Regions from separate parts of the Homo sapiens genome. Here region 2 is linked to region 1. The links are chromatin contacts, found by Hi-C or POLR2A ChIA-PET in ENCODE. All regions are on one chromosome and are shown on one strand. Each heading gives the region's core, a stretch centred on a gene start or an enhancer-like site at or near the end of the contact. The rest is flanking DNA. Distances are from core to core; before and after follow the strand shown. Region 1 holds the start of TUBGCP4 (tubulin gamma complex component 4). Region 2 holds the start of TP53BP1 (tumor protein p53 binding protein 1).

Region 1 (6,468 bases), core at 3,540-6,039:
CATGCTAAATAATTTAAACAATATAAAATGGTGTACATTAAAAATAAGTCAACCACCCCAGAAGCAGCCGCTATTACCTGCTTCTTAAGCAATCTTCTAGGGATGGTCTCTAAGGATATGGGGGTTTTGACCTGGTTGCAACAAAGTCTCTTTAGCAATATTGCTCAAATGGGGGTCTGCAGACTCCATGGGTTTCTCAGACATATTCTTAGGATTTACAAATTCCCTATAGAAGTTTTCATTGTTTTCATTCCAGTAAAAATCTAAAATTAAGCATACCTATTATCTGTAAATGCACCTTATAACTGGCCATATATATTTAGTGTCCATATTTACATTTGTATTTTTAATTTAAATGAAAGCCAAATGATAGCCTAATATGCTATATACAAAGGTTTCACAGCAGTTCAGGTAGAAAAAAGTAGTGGGAAAATATATTCCTTCAACCAACTTTTTAAAAATACTGTGGTAAAATACGTATAATAAAATCTACCATTTTAGCTATTTTAAGTATATAGTTCAGTGGTATGAAGAACATTCACACTGTTGTGCAACCAGCACCACCATCCATCTCCAGAACTTTTTTGTTTGCCCCAAATGAAACTCCGTATCCAGCCCCTGCCAAACACCACTCTACTGCCTCTGACTTTGACTACTCTAGCTACCTCATATAAGTGGAATCACTCAGGTCGGGTACAATTGCTCACGCCTGTAATCCCAGCATTTCGGGAGGCCGAGGCAGGTGGATCACCTGAGGTCAGGAGTTCAAGACCAGCCTGGCCAACATGATGAAACCCTGTCTCTACTAAAAATACGAAAATTAGCCAGGCGTGGTGGTGGGCGCCTGTAATGCCAGCTACTTGGGAGGCTGAGGCATGAGAACTGCTTAAACCCGGGAGGCGGCGGTTGCAGCGAGCTGAGATTGCACCACTGCCCTCCAGCCTGGGCAACAGAGCGAGACTCTGTCTCAAAAAAAGTGGAATCATTATTTGTCCTTTTGTGACTGGCTTATTTCAGCTCATCCATGTTGTAGCACATGCCAGAATTTCCTTCCTTTTTAAGGCTGAACAATATTCCCTTGTGTGTATATACCACATCTCAATTACCTATTCGTCCCTGCACTGACACTTGCTTCCACCTCTCAGCGATTGTGAATAATGCTTGGTGAACACGGGTGTACAAATATCTGTTGGGTTCCTGCTTTCACTTCTTTTGGGATATACCCTGAAGTAGAACTGCTAGATTGTATGGGAATTTTATATTTAATTTTTTTTTTTAGAGACAAGGTTTCACTCTGTCACCCAGACTGGAATACAGTGGTGGGTTCATAGCTCACTGTAACCTTGAACCCCTAGGTTCAACCAATTCTCCCACCTCAGCCACCAGAGTAGCTAGGACTACAGGCATGTGTCACCATGCCCAGCTAATTAAAAATTTTTTTTTTGTAGAGATGGAGTCTTGCTCTGTTGCGCAGGCTAGCCTCAAACTCCTGGCATTAACTGATCCTCCAGCCTCACCCTCCCAAAGTGCTGAGATCACAAGTGTCAGCCGCTGTGCCTGGCCTTTATTTAATTTTTTGAAGAACTGCCATACCATTTTCCACAATGGCTGTACCATTTTACATTTCCATTACTATATCCCAGGTACTGTGCTAATACTTTGAGATAAAAGAGTGAACAAAATCAGATACAATTACTGCTCCAAAGGAACTTAGCATATTATATGGATGGATATATAATATGGATTATATGTGGATGCCATTTTATATGACAGTAAATGTGGTAACAAATAGGCGAAGAAGAATTTTTCTGTTACCAAGTCCATAGAAAATTGATTAGGAATCCAATTAATGTAGATTTTAATGACACAATGCTAATCACATCTTCAAGTTAGTAACTTAAGAGGTTGCACAACACGGTGCTTAAGAACCTGGTCTCTTGCCGGGCGCAGTGGCTCACGCCTGTAATCCCAGCACTTTGGGAGGCCGAGGTGGGCGGATCACGAGGTCAGGAGATCGAGACCATCCTGGCTAACACGGTGAAACCCCATCTTTACTAAAAAAACTACAAAAAAATTAGCCGGGTGTGGCGGCAGGCGCCTGTAGTCCCAGCTGCTCGGGAGGCTGAGGCAGGAGAATGGCGTGAACCCAGGAGGTGGAGCTTGCAGTGAGCCGAGATTGCACCACTGCACTCCAGCCTGGGCGACAGAGCGAGACTCCATCTCGGAAAAAAAAAAAAAAAAAAAGAACCTGGTCTCTGGAGCCCAACTGCCTGGGTTTGAATCCCTGAGTTGCCTCTTACTTGCTTGAAAGCTTAGGCAAGTTACTATACCTGTCTGTGCCTGTTTTCATACCTATAAACTGAAGAAAATAATTGTGAGGATTAAATAAGTTAATACATGTGTAAAGCACATATCCCAACCACATAGCTAGTGCTCAATACACATAAGCAATTTTATATTATTAACAAGACAGCTCTACCAGTTATCAAGTGATACTACTATTAAAATTGGCATTTGAGCGTTTCTTGTTGGCAGAGTTTTCGAAAAGTTCAATATCTAATTATTCTGAAACAGCAAATAATAACTCGAAGTTACTGATACCATTCTATATAACACAGTTATAGGAACAGGCTGAGAAATCCTGCATTAGAATAATGGTCATTTGAACTTATTGATTTGGTAGTTTTGTTTACTTTTAATTTATAAAAATATTTGATTTTATAGTTGTTTAAGAGTATTATGCTTGAGTTTATACCTAGCTTATGTATATACATATTCAATATAATAAAATAATTTTCATTAACACTTGGCACTCATGACAACTTTTCCCTTTACTCAAATGTAAAAGACACTGCTCTGCAGAAATTATGTAATATTTGCCATCTTTGTCTTCTTTTCTTCCATCAATACCTAAACACCTGCTATGTGGCAGAAACTGTGCTAGGTGCTCTGGGTAGATGAATGAAGAAGACCACTGGTCTTCGCTCCCAGGGGCAATCTATGCGGGAGAAAGGCTAAAAACAGGTAACAACAATACATTATGAATTGTGACAAATCCTACAAGGGAAATAAACAAGTTGATGGAGAATAATGGCATCAGGGGAGGATGCTTAAAGATGTGCTCAGAGAAAGTTTTTCTGACAAAGTGACTTTAAAGCTGAGACCTTGAGGATGAAATGGTAGAAAATACATGATTGAGAATTTTTCATAAGAAAGAAAGGAAGGGAAAAGATGAATTACTTGTGGTTGTCTCCCCCACCCCCTCCCTAGCTATCTTTCCTGTACTGTGTTATCTCTTCTTATTTTGGACCATCAGGCACCCACATACTTCCTAAATACTGTCCTCCTATATGCCTGGCATTGTACTAAGATCTATGGAGAAAAGTGAAACATCGAATTAGTCTTCAAAGACCTACAGGTGAAAGATAACAATTCAAACTCCACCACACAAATCTTCACCTGTTTTTTTCAAAAATTCACCTAAACTCCCAAACTCCAAATACATGTTCATAAATAATAACGAAAGGAAACTGTTTGATTTATAGGTTTTATAGACTAAGAATGTACTTTTTCTGCTCTTCCACAGTCTCCTAAGAATCGGCATGTCTTGGTGATCAGACGGACCTAGATTTCAGTCTTGCCACTACTAGGACTGGCCAGCATAAAGTTTTCTGAGCTTCAGTTTGCTCATTTGTTAACTGGTAGAAACAATACCTAAGTGGACTAAATTATTGAGAGCATTAGATAACATTACTGGAAGCAGAAGCAGGTAAAAGTAGTTCAAATACTGAAGCCAGACAGACCTGGCTTCAAAACTAAGCTCTGTTAATTACTAGCTATGACCCCGATAGTTATTTAACTATTCTAAACCTAGCTTAATCTGTAAAATGGATAAGGTGGTTGTGAGGATTAAATAAGATAATGCATACGGAACATCATACATTCCTGGTTACACAAAGGCCCCCTACCAAGTGCTTTACCTAGTGCAGAAATTTTCTGGTAAAGGAGTAATGAGGGAAACACCACACGCTCTCGATTTCATTTATTTCCTTCAACAAACTTTACTGAGCGCTTACCATGTGTTTGGGAGCTGTGTATTTGGCCCAGTACTTCAAAACTCAAACAATGCACGTGTGAAAATAAATAGGAGAAAGTGCCTCCCACACTTCTATATCATTCCCCAGCAACTGTCAGACACCTGGACCTCAGGCCCTTTCCTCGCCCCGCCACAGGTGGGGCTCTTCGAGGTCTGCCCTCCGTTTTCTAGCCTAGGCCCGGCCTCTCTAGGTGTCGCATCAGCCTTGACCCTAAGGGGCTGCCCTCCAGTCACCTGTCCAGGGATACGCCCCCAGCCCTGGAAGCCCCGCTCGCTAGGTCCCTCAGCCTACTCCCCCAGGCGCTGGCTCAGGTCCCCCCTCCTGCGCTCCCTGGTTCCCGCGCTCTGCGCCGGACAGTACCTGCAGGCCACTCCGCTTGTTCCAGGTGAAAATGGACCCAGGGTACCCGCTCAGAGCCAAGAGCAGTTCGTGGATCATTCCCACGGCGGACCTCGAGTCCCTGGTTATGTCACCCCCTCCTCCAGCGCACCTCCAGGCGACCACGAGGGGAGTGCTTCCCCTTCCACACGCGCACCGGCCCCTGGGTCGGGCGGTTTGTGCCGAATCAACCCACCGAGACAATCGCTGCGGCGGAGCGGACGGGAAGCTGGGAAGGGGTCGCGGGGGAGTCCCGGAAGTTCGGCAGCTCAACGGGGTCCACCAGCTACTCCCGCCCGGGCTCTGCGGAGACTGAGTCGCGGTCGCTGCCCTCGCGCATGCGCCCTCGGTGCCCCGAGCCGCCCGCTCGGACTTCCGGTTTGGGAGCTGTACTTGGGAGGCTGGAGAGCCGGGGCCGGGGCCGGGGCCGGGGCCGGGGTCAGGGTCGGACCCCGAGTGGGTGAGGCTGGCCCGGAGGCAAGGATGCGAGGGGGTTGAGGGGCAGCTCGAGAGGGAGACGCTCCCAGGGGTGGGCTGGAGGGCGCCCTCAGGGCGCCTTAGCCGGGTCAGAGGCCTCTGGAGGGACCGCACGACGGCTCCGGGTTACCCGGCCGGAGGGAGCGGAGACAAAAGAGGCCAGAATCCCGCAGCCGCTGCTCCTTGGGCTGAGAGCTCTGCGTCCGCGAACCGGCAGCACCTGGAGCCTCTGGCCGACACCCGAGCCCGTCCTCAGGAAGCCCGTTACTACTGCTCCTCGGATTCCGTCTCTCCTGCCCAATGTGACTCTCCCCAAGCCCCCATGGTCCTCGCTTTGGAGCCAAAACCAGCTTCTCTCCTTGCGCGAGGTTTTCCGACAGGTAGCTCCCTAATCCTTGCTGAGCGGCTACTACTACGCGGGGAAAACAAAGACCCGAGATTCTGGACGTGATTTTTGCCTGGGGTGGGCTTTGGGAGTTGTGCAGCCCGAGGGGGCGGGGCGGACGCAGAAGGCCTCGGGAAGGACTGCGGAGATACTGGGGGAGATCAGCTGCGACCAGCTGGACAGAGGCTTTTTGTTGCCTTCAAGCAGGATGGTGACTTGTCTTTAGATCCTCTCGAACTCCAGCTCTCCTATATGGTTCGGACTCACTGTGCAACATTGGCCAGGGAAGTTAAATGGGATCGGATTTGGAGGAGGTGGGAGAGGGGCAGACAGTACTTTTATTCTCTGCTGCTTCCTGGGGCTGCCCTGGAAGTCAACCAGAAAAGCAGTTTTTGCAAAGTCTATTTACTGAAGATTGTGCTACCTTAGAAGGCCACTCGGAGCACATGGAAAGGCAGGCCAGCTCTGGCAAGACTTTAGACATATGAATGTATTCCTTCTGATAGTGCCATCTTTCTCTGCCCTAGGAAGAAACACCTCTTACAGTCATCTGCAGGGGATTCTCCAAGGACATGGGAAGATAGATGTAAGCCCTGGAACCCAGACTCCTAAGCGAAGGGAAGCTGCATTCTGCTATTAATGATGGCCAAATCAGCTCTAAGAGAGAATGGCACTAACTCTGAGACCTTCCGACAGCGTTTCAGGAGATTCCATTACCAGGAGGTGGCTGGGCCGCGGGAGGCTTTCAGCCAACTCTGGGAACTTTGCTGTCGGTGGCTAAGGCCGGAGGTGCGCACCAAGGAGCAGATTGTAGAACTGTTGGTGCTAGAGCAGTTCCTGACCGTCTTACCTGGGGAGATCCAGAATTGGGTACAGGAACAATGTCCAGAAAATGGAGAGGAGGCAGTGACTCTCGTGGAAGATTTAGAAAGAGAGCCTGGAAGACCTAGATCTTCGGTGAGAAGGGAGGGGGAATTCAAATTCAAAAGTGTGATACTGGGTGGAGGGCTAAATTAAGATATAGACAGGCTTAAAGAGGGACACAGTCTCCCTTGGTGAGGCTTATACTTCTGGTCTGGTATAGGTAACTTTTTCAGATAGTGCTTGTCTGGAGATGCTTCCTGGGTGTAC
Region 2 (6,050 bases), core at 1,788-4,287, 120 kb before region 1:
GTTTGTTAAACTTTAAAGCAAGTTAACCTAAGATCTGATGAGCCTTCTCTGGGAGGGCTTTAGAGGTAAGTTAGATTTCTCTGTCTAAGGTGGTTTAGGAAAAGATGTTACCTGTAGACAGGTAGATGTGCTGTTGGTCCTTTGCAGTCTAGGAGTCAATAAAGGCCTTTGGCTCATCTAGCTGCAACCATTCTGCCTGTAGTTTATTTTTCTGGATAATTTAATGATTAATTTAATTGCCACACTGCCTAACAAGGAATTAATAGTTTTTCTTAACAGTTTTTTTTAAGATTCTTGTTTAGTAATGCAAATGGCTCACTCATTTATTTATCTATTTTTAGTCAGGCTGAGGTTTTTAGGCTTTTTTTTTTTTTTTGAGACGGGGTCTCACTCTGTCACCCAGGCTGGAGTGCAGTGGCGCGATCTCTGCTGACTGCAAGCTCCGCCTCCCGGGTTCACGCCATTCTCCTGCCTCAGCCTCCCAAGTAGCTGGGACTACAGGCGCCTGCCCGCGCACCCGGCTAATTTTTTGTATTTTTAGTAGAGACCGTGTTTCACCGTGTTAGCCAGGATGGTCTCGATCTCCTGACCTCGTGATCTGCCCGACTTGGCCTCCCAGAGTGCTGGGATTACAGGCGTGAGCTACCGCACCTGGCTTTTGTGTGTGTGTGTGTGTGTGTGTGTGTGTGTGTGTGTGACGGAGTCTCACTCTGCTGCCCACGCTGGAGTGCAGTGGCACGATCTCGGCTCACTGTAACCTACGCCTCCAGGGTTCAAGCAATTCTCCTGCCTCAGCCTCCTGAGTAGCTGGGACTACAGGCGCCCACCACCATGCCCAGCTGATTTTTTGTATTTTTAGTAGAGGCGGGGTTTCACTATCTTAGCCAGGATGGTCTCGATCTCCTGACCTCATGATCCGCCCGCCTCGTCCTCCCAAAGTGCTGGGATTACAGGTGTGAGCCACTGCGCCTGGCGGTTTTTAGGTTTTTATTGTTGTTGTTTCAGACAGGGTCTCACTCTCTTGCCCAGGCTGGAGCACAGTGTTGCAATCTTGGCTCATTGCAACCTGTGCCTCCTAGTTCAGGAGATGCTCTCACCTCAGCCTCCTGAGTAGCTGGGACTACAGGCACATGCCACCACACCCAGCTAATTTTTTTCGTATATTTTTTAGAGATGGGCTTTTGCCATGTTGCCCAGGCTGGTCTCAAATTCCTGGGCTCAAGTAATCCACCTGCCTCTGCCTCCCAAAGTGCTGGGATTACAGGTGTAAGCCACTGCGCCCAGCCATTTTATGTTTCGACAAACACACTTGTCAAGTAATCAAACAGATCTGTTTATTTGTGCCTCACTTGGGGAGGAAGCAGAAGCAGGCTGGAGAAGAAAAGCAAAAAAATGGTAACTTTTGGGGGATTTTTATGGGACTCAAGGTCATGATTTACTCATAACAGGACCTGGTTGGTTGTGCCCTCTCAAATAGAGCAGATGAACTCACTTTGTCCAGCTAGTGTAGTTAGTATTGCTCTAACCTGGTCTTTAAGTATTAGATTTGTTTAGTCACTGGTGTTCTGCAGCTTTAGGAGTGGAGTATGAAAAGAGTCAATTATAAATGATTTTAAGATTAAGAAGTGAGATGCATCTCTGTGTGGTCCATTTCATTTTAGCTCCACTAATAAAACATACTGGCGACCATAATTATATTCCAGTTATAGCAGTAATAGATTCTAGATTTTTCAGGACAGTTTCAAGGAGTCAGTCCTTTTGTTCCCATAAGTAACGTGTATTCAGACAACATGCTTTGAATTTGGTTTGGAAAATAGGATCACTGTAATTTATAGCAGCAGTGAGAAGACTGGTAGGAAGCTCCACTTCAGCTTTGCCTATATCACGTGCTGAATTGGGCATTTACAGAAATGGAGAATCATGGTTGGGCTGTGCCGAAATAAATCTGAGCCTGGGGTAGAAAGAGAAAACTGCCTCATATTGAATGCCTACTATGTATATGTTTGGCACTGTGCTAGGTGCTTTCCCTATTGACAGCTGCTCTGGCTAGAATTCTATCCTGGATCCAACTGCCACTTAAATAATATACCCCCACCCCTCAACAACAACAACAACAAAACAAACACATATGCCACATGGGGCTTAGTTCATTAAGACTCGTCACAGCTGCCACACCCTCTTTAAGACCCTGGCACCATAATTAGGATAATAGAATCTCTGGGTTTGGAAGTATCTTTGAGGTCATCTAGTTAGAAGGGGTGGCAGCTGTTCTCTTTACCATGGAGTTTGAGAATGACAGTGCTCAATTCTCTCAATGGGAGGTGCAAAATATGTCTGGGGCTGTAGTCTCTGCAGGCAATCCCATAAAAGATAAGGCAACGATAAACAAGTGTGAAGCTTGAAATACGTCCTAGGCGGAAAAGGGCAATGGGAAGAAATATGGCTTACTGGAGCCCTTATACAATGTAAAAACAAACAAATACTAAAAACGCCCTGGCAGAGATGTAATGTCAGGCCCTTGGATTCAGGGTAGAGGCCCACAAAAGGGATCCTGATTGACACAGGTTAACCCTGTGTCAAAGAAGAAAGAGTCTCTTCTGTTGGGTTCACCAGCTCTGAAGTACCTAGCCATCCTCAAGCCGCTTCTTCTTTGCCCTGTTATGAGAAAGCTGGGAAACTCTCTCCTTTTCCAGGAAAGAGGGTGAGGGACGGGGATTAAGGGGCGTGAACGAGAAAAAGCAGGTAGAGGTACTGAAATGTCTGAGTAGTGGTAAATGCAATCGTCCTGGAAGCAGGGGAAGGTATTTCACGCCCTCTCAAGGTCCCTTCGGTTCAAGGATACCGTCATTCTCCGGCTCTACTAAAGGGGAGGGCCTGCAACGTCCATGCTGCCATGGAAACGCGCCGCCGTGTTCCTTTTTCTTACGTGGGGCAGGGCACTCTGCCGCAGCTACCTATCATCCACGGGATTTCTTGAGTGGCGGGCGGCGGCAGCGAATGGACGATCCGATATTGTGTGACGTGACGGGAAAGGGGGAGTTCGCGGCCGGTGGCGGCGGTGGCGACAGCGGCGACCTAGGGATCGATCTGGAGGGACTTGGGGAGCGTGCAGAGACCTCTAGCTCGAGCGCGAGGGACCTCCCGCCGGGATGCCTGGTACTGTTTGGAGAGAAATGGGAGTGCAGTGGGCTCTGAAGGCCTGGATTTCGGGTCTGAAGGGATGGCTGACCGGAGGGGGCGGGGTGGCAAGCATGGCGGCGGTGACGGGGAAGGGGTTGGAGGGCCCTAAGGAGGGGGTGGGGAAACGTTAGCTAAGAAGGCTTGGTGGTCGTGAGGAAAGCTGAAAGGCTGTGGGGCCTCTGGCGAACAGATTTTAGAAAACATTCTTTTGGGGGGAGGTAGAGGCGCCAGAAGGACGTGGCGGGGGGGATGGAAAAAGGGGCGGGGAGAGAAGAGGTTAGGAAGGAGGGGAAAGGGTGTCTACGAGAAGGTGATGAAAAATAGGGAGGGATAGTCAGGCTTATTGTAAATAACGAGGAATGGTGACTTGGTAGGCATGATAGGAAAGTGCTTGCAGCAATTATAAATATAATATTCTAATTGGAGGAGTCCTGAAGTGGTCCCGTTTCCCAGCTCTTGTACTTCCGCCCCATTATTTAGGTTTAGACTGCGTGAGCAAGGCTAGTAGGTTACACGGAACTGATCTTTTGTTATTCCATTCCAGGGGAGCAGATGGACCCTACTGGAAGTCAGTTGGATTCAGATTTCTCTCAGCAAGATACTCCTTGCCTGATAATTGAAGATTCTCAGCCTGAAAGCCAGGTTCTAGAGGATGATTCTGGTTCTCACTTCAGTATGCTATCTCGACACCTTCCTAATCTCCAGACGCACAAAGAAAATCCTGTGTTGGTGAGTGATACCTTGTTTGAAGAAGATTGAGCAGATTTTTTTTTTTAAACCGAAAACCAGCAAACATAAGTATTTAGAAGATCATTACCTTCTCAATAAAGTTGATTGGAAAAATTGTTCACAAATAGTAGGTTTCATTTTGAACTATTTCATATATAATGGGGATATTTTGTATGTGTATTTTCTAGGATGTTGTGTCCAATCCTGAACAAACAGCTGGAGAAGAACGAGGAGACGGTAATAGTGGGTTCAATGAACATTTGAAAGAAAACAAGGTTGCAGGTGAGGTGTTTAAAGCTATCTGTCCCCTTTGCATTTTTTGGGTGCTCTTGTTGGTGCTGGGTGGATTTAAACTTTATGTGGTTGTGTCGAATGTATGTAAGGAAGCCTACTGTGGTATCTGCGTAGTAGTCACTCAAAAGTTGATGTGCTAGTGTCACTGATTAGATTGGTATTGTCTGTATTCCTGATTTTGTATTAAGGTTTGTTGGTAAATGTCTTTCATGCTAATATCCAGTTATTTTTTTCAGACCCTGTGGATTCTTCTAACTTGGACACATGTGGTTCCATCAGTCAGGTCATTGAGCAGTTACCTCAGCCAAACAGGACAAGCAGGTATACAGTGTTTGAAGGGGTTTATTTAAATGTATTATCAGATTTGTTCTTTTATCTGTACCTGTTGCCTCATCCCAAGGATAAAAGGATTAATCTCTTTCTTGTGGATTAGGAAATGGGACTTGAGGGTTGTATTAGATAGTATTGTAATAGTACTGATAGCTGGAAACTGTTTTGTGAAGGTAATAATTTTTATACCTACATTATTCAAATCATGATCTGTCTTGTGCATGTGAAACAAAATAAGCATTCCTCCTAGTAGAAAAAAATTATTAAAAAGTATTTAGGGGCCAGGCATGGTGGCTCATGCCTGTAATCCCAGCGCTTTGAGAGGCTGAGGCGGATGGATCACTTGAGGTCAGGAGTTTGAGACCAGCCTGGCCAACATGGTGAAACCCCATCTCTACTAAAAACAGAAAAATTAGCTGGGCCTGGTGGTGCGTGCCTGTAATCCCAGCTATTCAGGAGGCTGAGGCAGGAGAGTTGCTTGAACCTGGGAGGCGGAGGTTGCAGTGAGCTGAGATTGTACCAGTGTACTTTATCTAGCCTGAGTGACAGAGTGAGACTCCGTCTCAGCAAAAAAAAAAAAAAAATTTAGGAGTATTATCAGAACTATTAGGCATGTTTTCCATCTATCAACTGAAGTACCCCACCAGTTTTAGATCTAGAATGTTTAATTCTTACCCTAAACAAGATTCAATTGTTACCATGTCTTTTGCATATCTTTATAATACCCATTTTTTGAGTTCATGCTCTGTGTTAGGTCCTGTATTGGACGTTTGGCATATAGTATAATGTTATTTAATCCTATTCTTAAAGCAGCTGTACGATGAAGACATTACATTACTTCCATTGTATAGACGGGAAAATTGATGGACAAAGAAATTAGATAACTTGCTTTAGAGTACATTGCTAGTAAGTGGCAGAGCTGGCTTTGAACCTGGTCCTAATGACTCTAATGCCTCCTCTTTCATTCTAACTAATCAGTGCTTCTCAGTCTTCCGCCCCAATATTTCTAAGGTCCAAGGAGAATGTAGAGAACTTCAGGAGTTTTGGGGTGGTAGAAAGGGGAGGTGGTTAGAGAGGAGAATGTTAGCTTGAGATGGTTAAAGACTATTGTTTTTTCTTAAAAAGAAATGGTTTTTGGCTGGGCGCAGTGGCTCACACCTGTAATCCCAGCACTTTAGGAGGCTCAGACAAGAGGATCACTTGAGCCCAGGAGTTTGAGATCAGCCTGGGCAACCTAGTGAGACCCTGTCTCTACAAAAGAAAAAAAAAAAGGACTGGGTGTGGTAGCTCACACCTGTAATCCCAGCACTTCGGGAGGCTGAGGTGGGCGGATCACCTGAGGTCAGGAGTTTGATACCAGTCTGGACAACGTGGTGAAACCCGGTCTCTTAAAAATACAAAAATTAACGAGGTGTGGTAGCGGGTACCTGTAATACCAGCCACTCAGGAGGCTGCATCAGGAGAATCACTTGAACCTGGGAAGCAGAGGTTGCAGTGAGCCGAAATTGTGCCACTGC

What was found. Hi-C counts contacts between places; a loop is a spot of excess contacts on that map. ChIA-PET counts read pairs that join two places held with the same protein, here RNA polymerase II (POLR2A). Pooled maps may share reads with other maps.
Region 2: a map of B cell shows a loop between it and region 1 (8-fold over the local background). The contact joins the promoter of TP53BP1 here to the promoter of TUBGCP4 in region 1. A Hi-C loop is called at or near these places in 1 of 168 maps with a recorded cell type or tissue (B cell), 2 of 37 single-sample maps with no recorded cell type and 10 of 50 pooled maps. POLR2A ChIA-PET finds 5 or more read pairs at or near these places in 6 of 52 experiments (HEK293T, MCF 10A, Panc1 and 1 more).

What each region holds. Positions count from the first base shown.
Region 1 is chr15:43,369,422-43,375,889 of GRCh38, reverse strand. TUBGCP4 (tubulin gamma complex component 4) reads right to left here and starts at 4,789. Exons shown (of 18, transcript NM_014444.5): 1 at 4,458-4,789. The coding sequence starts at 4,535. ZSCAN29 (zinc finger and SCAN domain containing 29) reads left to right here and starts at 4,847. Exons shown (of 6, transcript NM_001372080.1): 1 at 4,847-5,332; 2 at 5,865-6,294. The coding sequence starts at 5,977. RefSeq lists an enhancer at 4,659-4,778 and a silencer at 4,879-5,148.
Region 2 is chr15:43,490,143-43,496,192 of GRCh38, reverse strand. TP53BP1 (tumor protein p53 binding protein 1) reads left to right here and starts at 3,037. Exons shown (of 28, transcript NM_001141980.3): 1 at 3,037-3,156; 2 at 3,725-3,909; 3 at 4,098-4,191; 4 at 4,440-4,524. The coding sequence starts at 3,150. RefSeq lists enhancers at 599-1,099, 2,596-3,302, 3,303-4,011.